3 separate regions of the Homo sapiens genome follow, and all the other regions are linked to region 1. Evidence: read pairs that join two places in POLR2A ChIA-PET (ENCODE). Cell type or tissue: B cell. All regions are shown on one strand. Each heading gives the region's core, and the rest is flanking DNA. Links, peaks and the distances in the headings are about the cores only.

Region 1 (4,510 bases), core at 288-2,787:
GCCTGGTGTTTGTACATACACATATGCAGACACATGCCAGGGCCCCCCAAGCCCGAGCACCGGACCACGTTGCTGCCCAGGTCTGGACCTCAGCGGGAGAACTGGCTCCGGGGGGAGTGGGGCCCTGCGCTAGAGGCAGAGGCAGTTCTTTGTTCAAGCGTTCCTCTGGGGACCGGCAGCAGAGGCACCGTGTTCTCTCAGCCCTGGATACGTCTTGTAATCTTTCACACTTTATTCCTAAAACGTGTCTTATTTTTATGCAGCTCATTTTTTCTTTAAAGGAGAAAACTTGTAGGTGTTTAAGAATTGGTTTTGGGAGGGCGAGGACTGGGCCAGGTTAGAGGCAGATGGCACAGGGGCGTGTGGCGGGCGGGTGAGGCTGCTTTGCACACCTGTGTTGGTGGCTGTCCCCTGCCGCCCCTCCCTGTGGCAGCAGCAGGACAGGTGTGTGCCCAGCACCCTCCCTACCTGGGCCTGGAAGCAGATGAGGGGAATACTTCATGCAAAGAAAAAAGTAACATGTGCAAAAGCTCCCCGTCCAGCTTTGACAGTCAGTTTTGATGTCAGCTCCTCGGCAGGGTAGGCCTGATGACAGCCCTGTCCCTCCCTGCCTCTGCCTTGCCCAAGGCCACGGAGGGCATCTGCAGAGAGGCCTGCCTTCCGGATTCCAGGCGGGCATGCCCTGCAAACCCCGCCTGGGCCTCCCTTGGTCTGCCCAGCCCTCGATTAGCCCTGCCTGAATCAGTAGATACTTGAACGAGTCCCCAGTCTGCGGGAGGCAGTGGTGGGGCCATGGACCCATGCGGGGGGTTCCAGGGTCACACGCCACATAACAGACAAAAATACACACACGTGTGTTTTTCTTTGCAATACTTGAAATATTGCCACTGTGCTTGGACTTAGAAGAAGAAAATCCCCGTGACTTCTTCCTCATCACCTTGATGGCTTTATTCTCACCTTGTGGGGCATGTTTGTATTTATTGCTTCATGGCCGACTGGAATCCTGAGTCCTGGGAAGCTGGCACTGCGGGGATCTTGCCCGGTGTCCTGGTCCTCTTGCTTCCGTCGCGGCCGCATGTGCGTGTGTCCAAGCAGGTCCTGGGCGCCTCAACTGCTGCCCCTGGTTGAATGTTCTCTTGATAGTGCTGGACCCTTTGTCTATTTTAAAGCGAATTTTGTGTGATTTCCTGCCCTTTGCGTTATATTGTATAATACCAACGTAAGGAAATAAACCTTTGGAATTGTTGGGCTGGTGTCACCACTTGTCTTCGTTGGCTTGTCACTGTTTTCAGGGTTCTGTCATTTTCTTTCTCAGCCGAGGCGCAGGAGCCCAGGGCCCCTCCACAGGTGCCCACAATGGTCGACACAGCCCTGGGAGCAGAGCCCCAGGGCAGAAGCTGGATGTGTTGAGGGACAATGCAAACCCCTGCGCCACAGGAAGCCTCTCCCGCCAGGCTGGGGGTCCTGCACAGGGTGAAGAGAGTCCAGAGGGCAGGGCATCTGCCTTGGTATAGCTTTGGGCACCTGCTTTGACTCCTTTGGGGGATACACCTAGGAGGGGCTTTCGGGGCCACGTGGAGCTGTGTGTTAACTTCCAAGAAGCAACACGGTTCGTTCACTGCAGCCTCTGAGCAGCTGGGCCTCCAAGGCCTTGCCGTGTGGTTTTGATTTGCATTTCCCCGAGGGGTCATGACGTGGAGCATCACAGGTACTTGGCGGCCATTTGTGTGTCTTTGGAGGAACATCTAAATCCTTTGCCTCCCCCTTTTTATTTATTTATTTATTTTTTAATTTGAAATGAGTAACTCTGTTGCTCAGGCCGGAGTGCAGTGGCGCGATCTCGGCTCACTGAAACCTCTGCCTCCCAGGTTCAAGAGATTCTCCTGCCTCAGCCTCCCAAGTAGCTGGGACTACAGCCACCAAGCCCGGCTAATTTTTGTTTTTGTTTTGTTTTGTTTTTAGTAGAGACGGGGTTTCACCGTATTAGCCAGGATAGTTTCAATCTGATGTTGTGGTCTGCCTGCCTTGACCTTCCAAAGTGCTGGGATTACAGGCATGAGCCAGCGCACCTGGCTGTTTTTTTTTTTTTTTTTTTTTGGAGACAGTCTCCCTCTGTCACCCAGGCTGGAGTGTAGTGGTGCAATCTTGGCTCACTGCAATCTCTGCCTCCCGGGTTCAAGCGATTCTCCAGGCTCCCGAGTAGCTGGGATTATAGGCCAAGTGCCACCACGCCCAACTAGTTTTTGTATTTTTAGTAGAGACGGAGTTTCACCATGTTGTCCAGGATGGTCTCAATATGACCCCGTGATCCACCTGCCTGCCTCATCCTCCCAAAGTGCTGGGATTACAGGCGTGAGCCACCACGCCCCAACTTTTTTTTTTTTTTTTTTTTTTAGTTGAAATCTCACTCTGTAGCCCAGACTGGAGTGCAGTGCTGCAATCTGGGCTCACCGCAACGTCCGCCTCCCAGGTTCAAGCAATTCTTCTGCCTCAGCCTCCCGAATAGCTGGGACTACGGGCATGCGCCCAGCTAGTTTTTTGTATTTTTAGTAGAGACGGGGTTTCACATGTTGGCCAGGCTGGTCTCGAACTCCTGTAGAGTTCGCATTTTTAAAACTATATATTGTTTTTATTAGATAAAAATAACTTGCTAAAAACTGCTAACCGCAGTAAGAAGTGAAAGTTCATTGAGAGGTTGGTGTTCTCGAGGAAGGGGAAGGCGGAGACCTTGATTTCTGAGTCCCAAGAGGGGCTGCTTCCAAACTGAGCCTCCTCAGACAGGAACAGCTGCACTCGGCACCGAGTGAGAAGGTGTGGTGGAGCAGCTGCCAGGCTGTGGGCGCCGTGATCCTCCTGGTACTTCTGAAACGTAAAGAAATGCCCAGACGGTCACTACAAACATGGAATTTTGTTGGTGTTAATATCATTTTTTAGAGCAGTTTTATATCTGTAGGAAAATTGAGTAGGACGTACAGAGAGATCTGCCCTCTCCCCTGTCAGTAACACGTCACATTCGTGCAGTGCCTTTGTCTCTGCTTTTGAACCCAATATTCATATTTTAGATTTTTAAAAATCATGGACACTTCTAATACTACAGGTTCTGTCATAGTACCCGAAGTCCATAGTTCACATCATGGGGTCACTCGATGTACACTGGGCTTTGCAGAAGTGTCACGCCACACATCACCCTAAGGTCCTCTGGGCTCCACCTGTTGCCCTCTCCCAGCCTAGCTCTGCTGGCCCCGGTCTTCCTGTCCTCGTAGTTTTTCTTGTTTCAGAATGTCCCGTAGTTGGAATCATACACTATGCCCAGGGCTTGGGAGCTCATTTCCTTTTTTTTTTTGAGACGGAGTCTCGCTCTGTCGCCCAGGCTGGAGTGCAGTGGCGCGATCTCCGCTCACTGCAAGCTCCGCCTCCCGGGTTCACGCCAGTCTCCTGCCTCAGCCTCCCGAGTAGCTGGGACTACAGGGGCCTGCCACCACATCCTGCTAATTTTTTTTTTGTATTTTTAGTAGAGACGGGGTTTCACCATGTTAGCCAGGATGGTCTTGATCTCCTGACCTCGTGATCCGCAGGCCTCGGCCTCCCAAAGTGCTGGGATTACAGGCGTGAGCCACTACGCCTGGCCTTTTTTTTTTTTTTTTTTTTTTTTTTTGAGACAGTCTCGCTATGTTGTCCGGGCTGGAGTGCAGTGGCGGGAACTCGGCTCACTGCAACCTCCACCTCCCAAGGTTCAAGCGACTTTTGTGCCCCAGTCTCCTGAGTAGCTGGGATTACAGGCGTGAGCCACTGCACCCAGCCTGGCTAATTTTTGTATTTTTATTTATTTATTTATTTATTATTATTTTTTATTGATCATTCTTGGGTGTTTCTCACAGAGGGGGATTTGGCAGGGTCACAGGACAATAGTGGAGGGAAGGTCAGCGGATAAACAAGTGAACAAAGGTCTCTGGTTTTCCTAGGCAGAGGACCCTGCGGCCTTCTGCAGTGTTTGTGTCCCTGGGTACTTGAGATTAGGGAGTGGTGATGACTCTTAACGAGCATGCTGCCTTCAAGCATCTGTTTAACAAAGCACATCTTGCACCGCCCTTAATCCATTTAACCCTGAGTGGACACAGCACATGTTTCAGAGAGCACAGGGTTGGGGGTAAGGTCACAGATCAACAGGATCCCAAGGCAGAAGAATTTTTCTTAGTACAGAACAAAATGAAAAGTCTCCCATGTCTACCTCTTTCTACACAGACACGGCAACCATCTGATTTCTCAATCTTTTCCCCACCTTCCCCCCTTTGTATTCCACAAAACCGCCATTGTCATCATGGCCCGTTCTCAATGAGCTGTTGGGTACACCTCCCAGACGGGGTGGTGGCCGGGCAGAGGGGGCTCCTCACTTCCCAGTAGGGGCGGCCGGGCAGAGGCGCCCCTCACCTCCCTGACGGGGTGGCTGGCCTGGTGGGGGCTGACCCCCACCTCCCTCCAGGACGGGGTGGCTGCCGGGCGGAGACGCTCC
Region 2 (4,510 bases), core at 1,146-3,645, 780 kb after region 1:
CCATCTTGGCCAGGTTGGTATTGAACTCCTGACCTCGTGATCCACCCGCCTCGGTCTCTCAAAGTGCTAGGATTACAGGTGTGAGCCACTGCACCTGGCGTCACCTTCTGTCCTGAAAGTAAATTTGTTTTAACCATTCACTTCTCCATACAGAAGTTATAAAGGTTCATGTATTCAAACATGACATTATTCTCCTTCATGCCTTTCCTTACAGGAAGATAATAGAAATATTCTCCTCTGCTTTCCTCCGGTATTCTTATGGTTTTACTTGTGTACAGTAGGAGATAGACTTCTGTGTTGATTTTTCCACTTACATAGCAAATTTTCTCATTACCATTTATTGGGCAATCCCCAGTATTTTGAAATATTCTCATTTCCATCTGTACAGGCAATTATCTGCACTCTTTGTTCTTTTGCTGGATTATTTTCTTTTTTTTGAGATGGAGTCTCACTCTCGCCCAGGCTGGAGTGTGGTGGCACAATATCGGCTCACTGCAACCTCCGCCTCTCGGGTTCAAGTGATTTTCATGTCTCAGCCTCCAGAGTAGCTGGGACAACAGGCGCCCACCACCACGCCTGGCTAATTTTTGTATTTTTAGTAGCAATGGGGTTCCTCTGTGTTGGCCAGGCTGGTCTTGAACTCCTGGCCTCAAGTGATATGCCCACCTTGGCATTACAGGCATGAGCCACTGTACCCAGCTTCTCCCCCTTACTTTAAACAAGAAAATATTTAAGCATTTCTTTAAAAATTTTTTTTAGTTTGTATATATTTAGAGGGTACGAGTGCAGATTTCTTATGTGACTGTGCTGTGGTGAAGTCTGAGCTTTTACTTCCCATCACCCAAGTAGTCAGTGGTGATTTTCAACCCTCTTCTCCCCGCCACCTTTTCAAGTCTCTGGTGTCTGTTATTTCCCTCTGTTGGTCCATGTATACCCACTGTTTAGCCACCACTTATGAGTGAGAACATCGGCTGAGGCAGGAAGGTCACTTGAACCCAGGATGTCGAGACCAGCCTGGGCAACAGAGTGAGACCCCTTCTCTACAAAAAAATTAAAAATCAAAGGGTTGTGGTGGCACATGGCTGTAGTCCCAGCTACTCAGGAGGCTGAGACGGAGGCTTGATGTCAGGAGGTTGAGGCCAAGTGAGCCGACATCACGCCACTGCACTCCAGCCAGCATGGGCAACAGAGTGAGATGGCGAGACCCTGTCTTGGAAAAAAAAAGTGAGAACATGCAGTGTTTGACTTTCCATTGGTGAGTTGTTTCACTTGGGATAATGGCCCCCGGTTCAATCGACGTCACTGCAAAAGACATGCTTTTTTTTTTTTTTTTTTTTTTGACACAGAGTCTCGCTCTTTCATCCAGGCTGGAGTGTAGTGGCGCAATCTCATCTCACTGCAACCTCCGCCCCCCAGGTTCAACGATTTTCCTGCCTCAGCCTCCCAAAGTGCTGAGATTACAGGCGTGAGCCACCGTGCGCGGCCGAGTTCATTCTTTTTTTTATAGCAGAGTAGTGTTCCGTGGTGTATTTATGGCACTTTTTCTTTATCCAGTCCTCTGTTGGGGGACGTTTAGGTTGATTCCACGTGTTTGCTGTTGTGGATAGCGCTGTGATAAACACACGAGGGCAGGGATTGTTTGATATGATTCCTTTTCCTTTGGGTAGAGGCCCAGTAGTGGGATTGCTGGATCGAATGGTGGTTCTATTTTCAGGTCTTTGAGAAATTTCCATACTGTTTTCCAGAAGGGCTGTACTAATTTGCATTCCCACCAGCAGTGTGTAAGTGTTCACTTTTCTCCACATTCTTGCCAGCATCTATTGTTTTTTGACCTTTTTTTTTTTTTTTTTGAGGCAGAGTTTCACTGTGTCAGCCAGGCTGGAGTGCAGTGGCACGATCTCGGCTCACCGCAACCTCCGCCTCCCGGGTTCAAGTGATTCTCCTGCCTCAGCCTCCTGAGTAGCTGGGATTACAGGCACACGCCACCATGCCCAACTAATTTTTGTATTTTTTTTTTTTGGTAGAGACAGGGTTTTCCCATGTTGGTCAGGCTGGTCTCAAACTGCTGACCTCGTGATCCGCCCACCTCAGCCTCCCAAAGTGCTTAAATTACGGTCATGAGCCACCGCGCCTGGCCACTTGACTTTTTAATAATAGCCATTCTGACTCGCGTGAGGTGGTATCTCCTTGTGGTTTTAATTTGCATTTCTCTGATGATTAGTGATGTTGAACATTTTTTCATATGTTTCTTGGCCACTTGTTTTTCTTCTTTTGAAAAATGTTTGTATCCGTTGCCCACTTTTTTAATGAGGTTATTCATTTCTTTCTTGTTGAGTTGTGTAAGTTCCTCACAGATTCTGGATAACAGTCCTTTGTAGGATGCATAATATGCATATATTTTTTCCCAGGCTGTAGACTGTCTGTTGATTGTTTCTTTTGCTGTGCAGAAGCTTTTTTGTTTAATGAAGTCCTGTTTGTCTGTTTTTGGTTTTGCTGTATTTGCTTTTGAGCACTTAGTCACAAATTCTTTGTCTTGGCGGACGTCCAGAGGAATTGCTCCTAGGATCTTTATGGTGTCAGGTCTTGGGTTCAGGTCTTGAATCCACCAGCTGACATTTAGAATGAACTTACTGGAGTCCTTTTTTTTTTTTTTTCATAACTCCTAACAAGTTTTGATTGGAAAGACATCGACTTTGGAGGTTATTTGGGAGGAATTGACAGCGTAGCTCTGAGTAGCAGTTCTGGTGCCCAGGGCCAGCCTTGGGAGTCACCTCCTCCAGTTGTCCGCAAGGAGTTTTGGGCCAGGACAGACATCACTGCCAGCATGAGCAGGCTGCTGTCTGGCATCTCACTGATCATTTTCCATCTTGCTGGTTGGCTCCTTAGAGCCGCAGTGCTGAGTACACATGTGTGCTGTCTGCGTACACACAGAACAAAATCCAATAGCAGTTTAAAAACCATCACGATAGGGTCTGGGTGCCCGGAATTCAGTTCTGATGGGCAGTGAGACTGTTCACCACCCGCCTTCCCTCCTTTGCAGGGGAAAGACGCCTCAGCCTTCGCCGCCAAGATGAGGGGGGGCTTCTGGCCGGCGCTGAGGATGAACTGGCGGGTGTGGACGCCACTACAGTTCATCAACATCAACTACGTCCCTCTGAAGGTGAGGGCCACGGGGCTCAGCCTCTGCTAACATTACTTTGTCAGCCTTTTCCTTCCTTCCTTCCTTCCTCTTTCCTCCCCCCCTCCCTCCCCTCTTCTTTTCTCTTCTCTTCTTTCTTTGGTAGTTTTCCGCTAGACTTAGTTTCATCCGTGTCTAGACTCCTCAACTACCCTTGGATTTTGCCCATGACCCTGAATCATTGCTAGTTCGGGATTCAGGAAGCAACAGAGAAGGGTGTCCCGAGTGGTCGTCTTTGCCTCTTCTGTTCGTTCAGCAAATTCTCATTAAAAGCCCCCATGCCAGGGATGCCTATGAGTTTTCTAGCCTTTGAAACATTCCCAGTCCCAGGAATGTACATGCAGGCAACTTGAATCTATGCTCCTGGGTTGCAGTCCTCAAACTTGGCCCAAATAAACTCTAGTTATACTTAGAAAAAGAAGGCCGTCACAGTAGCTCACACCTGTAATCCCATCACTATGGAAGGCTGAGGTGGGCAAATCACTTGAAGCCAGGAGTTCGAGACCAGCCTGGCCAACATAGCGAAACCCCATCTCTACTAAAAATACAAAAATTAGCCAGGCATGGTGGCAGGTGCCTGTAGTCCCAGCTACTCAGGTGGCTGAGGCACAAGAATCACTTGAATCCGGGAGACGGAGGTTGGAGTGAGCTGAGATTGTGCCACTGCACTCTAGCCTGGGCAACAGAGTAAGACCCTGTCTCAAAAAATAAATAAAATGTTAAAAAGAAACAAAGCATTCGTGGTCCCTGGGCTCATGAATTACAGCTGAGCCTGAAGGCAGGCACTGTGCGGCCATGGGTCCTGCCGCTGGCCTGGAAGAGCTGCCTCACCTGCAGCCATGGCAGCCACACCTGGGCAAGGGGTGGGCCCATCCAGGTGCAGAGTGAAGGCCTTCTGGGTAAGCTGAGCCTTTCCGCTATCCTGTGCATGAAGGAGCTGCTGTGGGGGCTGAGTCAAAGGTGTCAGATTGGGGCTGGGCTGGTGGTGTGGAGGCTGGAGCTCCAGGCTCTGCCACTGGGATCAACTGTCTTTATGCACAGCCAGGGTCCCCAGGACCACTCCCACACTGGGAGGATGGGGTGCAGCACCCCCTGCAGCATGGCAGGATACCCCCAGATGCTACAGGAGGAGGCCTGGCAGAGCCTGCAGGGGCCACGTGCTTCCCTCCCCCAGAAGGTATGCCGCCCATCAGGGTTTTTTACTGGTACTCTGGGCGGGCATCTCTGCCTGCTGCCCCAAAGCTCCAGACCCCTAGAAAGACAGCAGCTGTGTGGAGCCTGCATTGTTGGTGCAAACAGTCCAGGCACAGGGCAGGTGGCCCTTCTGGGAAA
Region 3 (4,510 bases), core at 1,146-3,645, 100 kb before region 1:
TCTGTGATAAAAACCTCAGTGAGGTCAGGCACAGTGGCTCACAACTGTAATTCCACTGCTTAGGAAGGCCCAGGTGGGAGGATGGCTCAAAGCTAAGAATTCGAGACCAGCCTGGGCCACAGAGCAAGATCCCAACTCTAAAAATCAAATTAAATTTAAAATTTAAAGAAACAAAACAAAACAAAACTTGGCCAGGCATGATGGCTCACACCAGTAATCCTAGCATTTTGTGAGGCTGAGGTAGGTGGATAGCTTGAACTCAGGAGTTTGAGACCAGCCTGGACAACATGGCAAAACTCCATCTCTATAAAATTAAAAAAAAAAAAAAAAGAGCAGGATGTGGTGGTGTGTGTCTGTAGTCCCAGCTCCTTGGGAGGCTGAGGTAGGAGGATCACCTGGGCGACAGAGCGAGACCCCACCTCAAAAAGAAAAAAAACTTAAACGAGCTGTTGGGTAAAACTTTCAGTGTAATGGAAGGAAGACACGCCAGGCCGGAAATCAGAATGCTTTCCGGGCACTCCACTCATCCTGGCGTGGGGCTCAGGCTTGGCTCTGCCGCAGTCCACACCATCTCCCCAACACAGAACTACGGCAGCCCCCGACCCGAAGCCAGCAAAGCCCCTCAACCGGAGCTCCCTTCACAGGCGCAGGTGGTGGGAGTTCACCGTCCGCTCATCATCCCAACAGTCTGAGGACGGCGCAGCAGCCTGGGCTCCCATGGGAGGTGCAGTGAGGGAAAGCACACTCGCCCAGGCTCCCCCAGTCGTGGTGACAGAAATCCAAGCATGGGGCCATTTAAAAGAGTAGTCGTGACAGCTTAGGAAGGAGCGACTGAAGCTTTCTTTGTTTTCTCTCTGGCGATATCTTTAGGGGCCTCTCCAAGTTTCTTGCTGAAGACATCCACAGGTCTTAACCAGGCTGGTCCACCGCGGTCTTGTGATTCGAGGCACAGTAAGTGGCCCCTTACTTTCCTTCTCTACTTGACTTTTCTGGATTCGAAAGAGCGTTTGTCAAACCTACAAAAAGATGACGACTGATGGTTTTTACAAGGTGTGAACCATGAAGAGTGATCCCATGCCACCCAGGATGGGGTTGAACATTGACATTGCTACAGACCTGTATTAGGTGGAAATAGCACTGAACCCCCAAAGGAATCTAACAACATGTAAGACAGGATATTTTTTGGCTGGGCGTGGTGGCTCACGCCTGTAATCCCAGCACTTTGGGAGGCCAAGGCAGGCGGATCACGTGAGGTCATAAGTTCGAAACCAGCCTGGCCAATATGGTGAAACCCTGTCTCTACTAAAAAAATACAGAAAAAAAAAATTAGCCAGGCGTGGTGCTGGGCGCCTGTAATCCAGCTACTCAGGAGGCTGAGGCAGGAGAATGGCGTGAATCCAGGAGGCGGAGGTTGCAGTGAGCCGAGATGGCGCCACTGCACTCCAGCCTGGGCGACAGAGAGAGACTCCGTCAAAAAAAAAAAAAAATTCCTGTCCTCCCCCACCCTTGTGATAATGTACTTTGTGATATTCCCCGTCCTTGTGAATGTACTTTGTAACATTCCTCCCCGCCCCTGTGACAATACACCCTCCCCACCCTTATGAATGTACTTTGTAACGTCCATCCCCTGCCCGAAAAAATTGCTGCTAACTCCACCGCCTATCCTATCCCAAACCTATAAGAACCAATGATAGGCCCACCACCCTCCTCTGACTCCTTTCTCAGACTCAGCCCCCTTGCACCCAAGTGAATAAACAGCCTTGTTGCTCACACTAAGCCTGTTTAGGTGGCCTCTTATACAGACGCGCATAACACCTACATTCTTCTGGATTCATCGAATCTAACTTTCTTCCATAGAATTACTAAAAATGGAAACTTCTCTGTTCCTGAAGTCCTATCAGCTAAAACTAGATGAATTCTCCAAAAGAAGCCTTGCGTCTGATGTGTGGGCCACACAAAAGTTCACTGTACCTCCCAATGCCATAGTCAGAGACATTCGAACTGCAAACCAGGTCGCGAATAGGACGTTTCATGCTGTAGACGGCTTTCCCTAGACGCCGGCGAACAGGACTCCTGTCATGATGACGCTCTTACCCATCTCAATGCCCACCTCTCCCACGGGGCAGGACGGTGGTGTCGCTGAACTTCCACGATCCGCGGCTTCTGCTGGAACTCCACAGAACCTGACCCAGGAGATCCCTTAGTCTCTTCTGGTTAAGTAAGGAAATGCCTGTGCTGTTGCTGCCACCACACGCTGCACCTGGAGAAACTCCTCTGGGAAAGCTGAGACCCACATGCACAAAATAAGAAAACAGGCCACAGGGTCGCAGCCGGTCTCACCCACCGTGAGGTTATCTGATTTATTCCCTTGGTTGCCTTTACGGCTGGGTTCGTGACAAAGCCACTGTGCAAACTGGGATTGCCACATTACTATTAATTTTACCTTGTATTTCCCCTTTTGAAGCTTTGCGTTTGTTCCTTGTTAAATTTTGAAGTACAACTCCTCGCAGGATCATGCTGGCCCAGCGCGTCGAGATGACAGCAAGAGACTCCAAAGCAGACAAAACTGAACTCAGTAACGGGCCCCAGGGGGCCTCAGCCCAGGCACCACACCCTCCAAACCTCCCCTATTGCTCAACTGTGGCTAAAAGGGTTTTGACATTGACTCCTAGTCACCACCCACCGTAACCCCACCCGGTGTGGGGAAAGACCAGCAACCAGGACATCCCTGGGACATCAAAACCTAAGTTCAGGGCCGGGTGCAGTGGCTCACGCCTGTAATCCCAGCACTTTGGGAGGCTGAGGCGGGCAGATCACCTGAGGTCGGGAGTTTGAGACCAGCCTGACCAACACGGTGAAACCCCATCTCTACTGAAAATACGAAACTTAGCCGGGTGTGATGGCGGGCGTCTGTAATCCCAGCTACTCAGAAGGCCGAGGCAGGAGAATCGCTTGAACCCAGGAGGCGGATCGGAGGTTGCAGTGAGCCGAGATTGTGCCACGGCACTCCAGCCTAGGTGACAGAGTGAGACTCCGTCTCAAAAAAACAACAAAAAACAAAAAAGCTAAGTACAGGAAGACTGATCAGTGATGCCTGAGAAAGATTTTTTTTTTTTTTAAATGGAGTCTCACTTTGTTGCCCAGGCTGGAATGCAGTGACGCGATCTCGGCTCACAGCAACCTCTGCTCCGCCTCCCGGGTTCAAGCGATTCTCCTGCCTCAGACTCCCAAGTAGGTGGGACTGCAGGCGCGCACCACCATGCTCAGCTAATTTTTGTATTTTCGGTAGAGACAGAGTTTCACCATTTTGGCCAGGCTGGTCTCGAACTCCTGACCTCAGGTGATCTGCTTGCCTCAGCCTCCCAAAGTGCTGTGATTATAGGCATGAGCCATCTTGCCTGGCTTTTTTTTTTTTTTTTTTTTTTGAGACAGAGTCTCGCTCTGTCACCCAGGCTGGAGTGCAGTGGCGCAATCTCAACTCACTGCAGCCTCTACCTCCCAGATTCAAGCGATTCTCCTGCCTCAGCCTCCCGAGTAGCTGGGACCACAGGCGCGCACCACTATGCCTGGCCAATTTTTGTAGTTTTAGTAGAGATGAGGTTTCACCATGTTGGCCAGGCTGGTCTCAAACTCCTGACCTCGAGATCCACTCGCCTTGGCCTCCCAAAGTGCTGAGATTACAGGCGTGAGCCACCACATCTGGCTGCCTGAGAAAGATCTTGATCAAAGGGGGAAATATAGCCAAGCACAGTGTCTCACACCTGTAATCCCAGTGCGTTGGAAGGCTGAGGCAAGAGGATCTTTTGAGGTCAGGAGTTCACGACCAGCCTGAGCAACATAGTGAGACCCCTGCCTCTGCCAAAAAAACCTTAAAAATTAGCTGGGTCTGGGGGTGCACACCTGTGGTCCTAGCTACTTGTGAGATGGTGGTGGGAGGATTGCTTGAGCCTGAGAGGTGGAGGCCGCAGTGAGCTATGATTACGCCACTGCACTCCAGCCTGGACAACGGAGTCCCCTGTCTCAAAAAAAAACAATTGCCTGGGTGCAGTGACTCACACCTGTAATCCCAACATTTTGGGAGGCCAAGGCAGCAGGCTCCCTTGAGCCCAGGAGTTTAAGACCAGCCTGGGAAACACAGGGAGACTCCATCTTTATTTATTTTTTAAAAATTTAAGAGGCCGGGCATGGTGGATCACGCCTGTAATCCCAGCACTTTGGGAGGCTGAGGTGAGCAGATCACAAGGTCAGGAGTTTGAGACCAGCCTGAACAATATGGTGAAACCCCATTTCTACTAAAAATACAAAAATTAGCTGGGCGTGATGGCACACACCTGTAATCCCAGCTACTCAGGAGGCTGTGGTAGGAGAATCGCTTGAACCCGGGAGGCGGAGGTTGCAGTGAGCGGAGATCATGCCACTGCACTCCAGCCTGGGCGACAGAGCGAGACACCATCTCAAAAAAAAAATTAAAAAATATTTTTAAAAAGGGGAAATAGGAAAGTTTTCAGAA

What was found. ChIA-PET counts read pairs that join two places held together with the same protein. Peaks named below come from ENCODE experiments on the same cell type or tissue, not always from the same donor. Only the 100,000 strongest peaks of a DNase experiment are listed, where the experiment ranks them.
Region 2: POLR2A ChIA-PET joins it to region 1 with 12 read pairs; 1 of 35 experiments calls an interaction of 5 or more read pairs at or near these places.
Region 3: POLR2A ChIA-PET joins it to region 1 with 9 read pairs; 6 of 35 experiments call an interaction of 5 or more read pairs at or near these places.

What each region holds. Positions count from the first base shown.
Region 1 is chr12:131,921,905-131,926,414 of GRCh38, forward strand. ULK1 (unc-51 like autophagy activating kinase 1) reads left to right here. Exons shown (of 28, transcript NM_003565.4): 28 at 1-1,246. PUS1-AS1 (PUS1 antisense RNA 1) reads right to left here. Exons shown (of 2, transcript XR_001749414.2): 2 at 2,608-2,862. Among named protein-coding and RNA genes, the nearest start is that of PUS1-AS1, 4.2 kb to the right of the region's middle. RefSeq lists enhancers at 1,720-1,799, 2,210-2,269, 2,430-2,749, 2,851-3,727. In B cell, for the core only: no CTCF peak of the experiment used is centred there; DNase peaks (open chromatin) are centred at 697, 1,647 and 2,747; H3K4me3 peaks cover 1,034 bases; H3K27ac peaks cover 1,724 bases.
Region 2 is chr12:132,698,210-132,702,719 of GRCh38, forward strand. It overlaps PXMP2 (peroxisomal membrane protein 2), which reads left to right. Exons shown (of 5, transcript NM_018663.3): 4 at 3,041-3,160. Among named protein-coding and RNA genes, the nearest start is that of PGAM5, 10 kb to the right of the region's middle. In B cell, for the core only: no CTCF peak of the experiment used is centred there; a DNase peak (open chromatin) is centred at 2,153.
Region 3 is chr12:131,816,809-131,821,318 of GRCh38, forward strand. LOC105370088 (a long non-coding RNA gene) reads right to left here and starts at 2,794. Exons shown (of 3, transcript XR_007063536.1): 1 at 2,444-2,794; 2 at 1,972-2,283; 3 at 450-1,016. In B cell, for the core only: no CTCF peak of the experiment used is centred there; a DNase peak (open chromatin) is centred at 2,590; H3K27ac peaks cover 1,169 bases.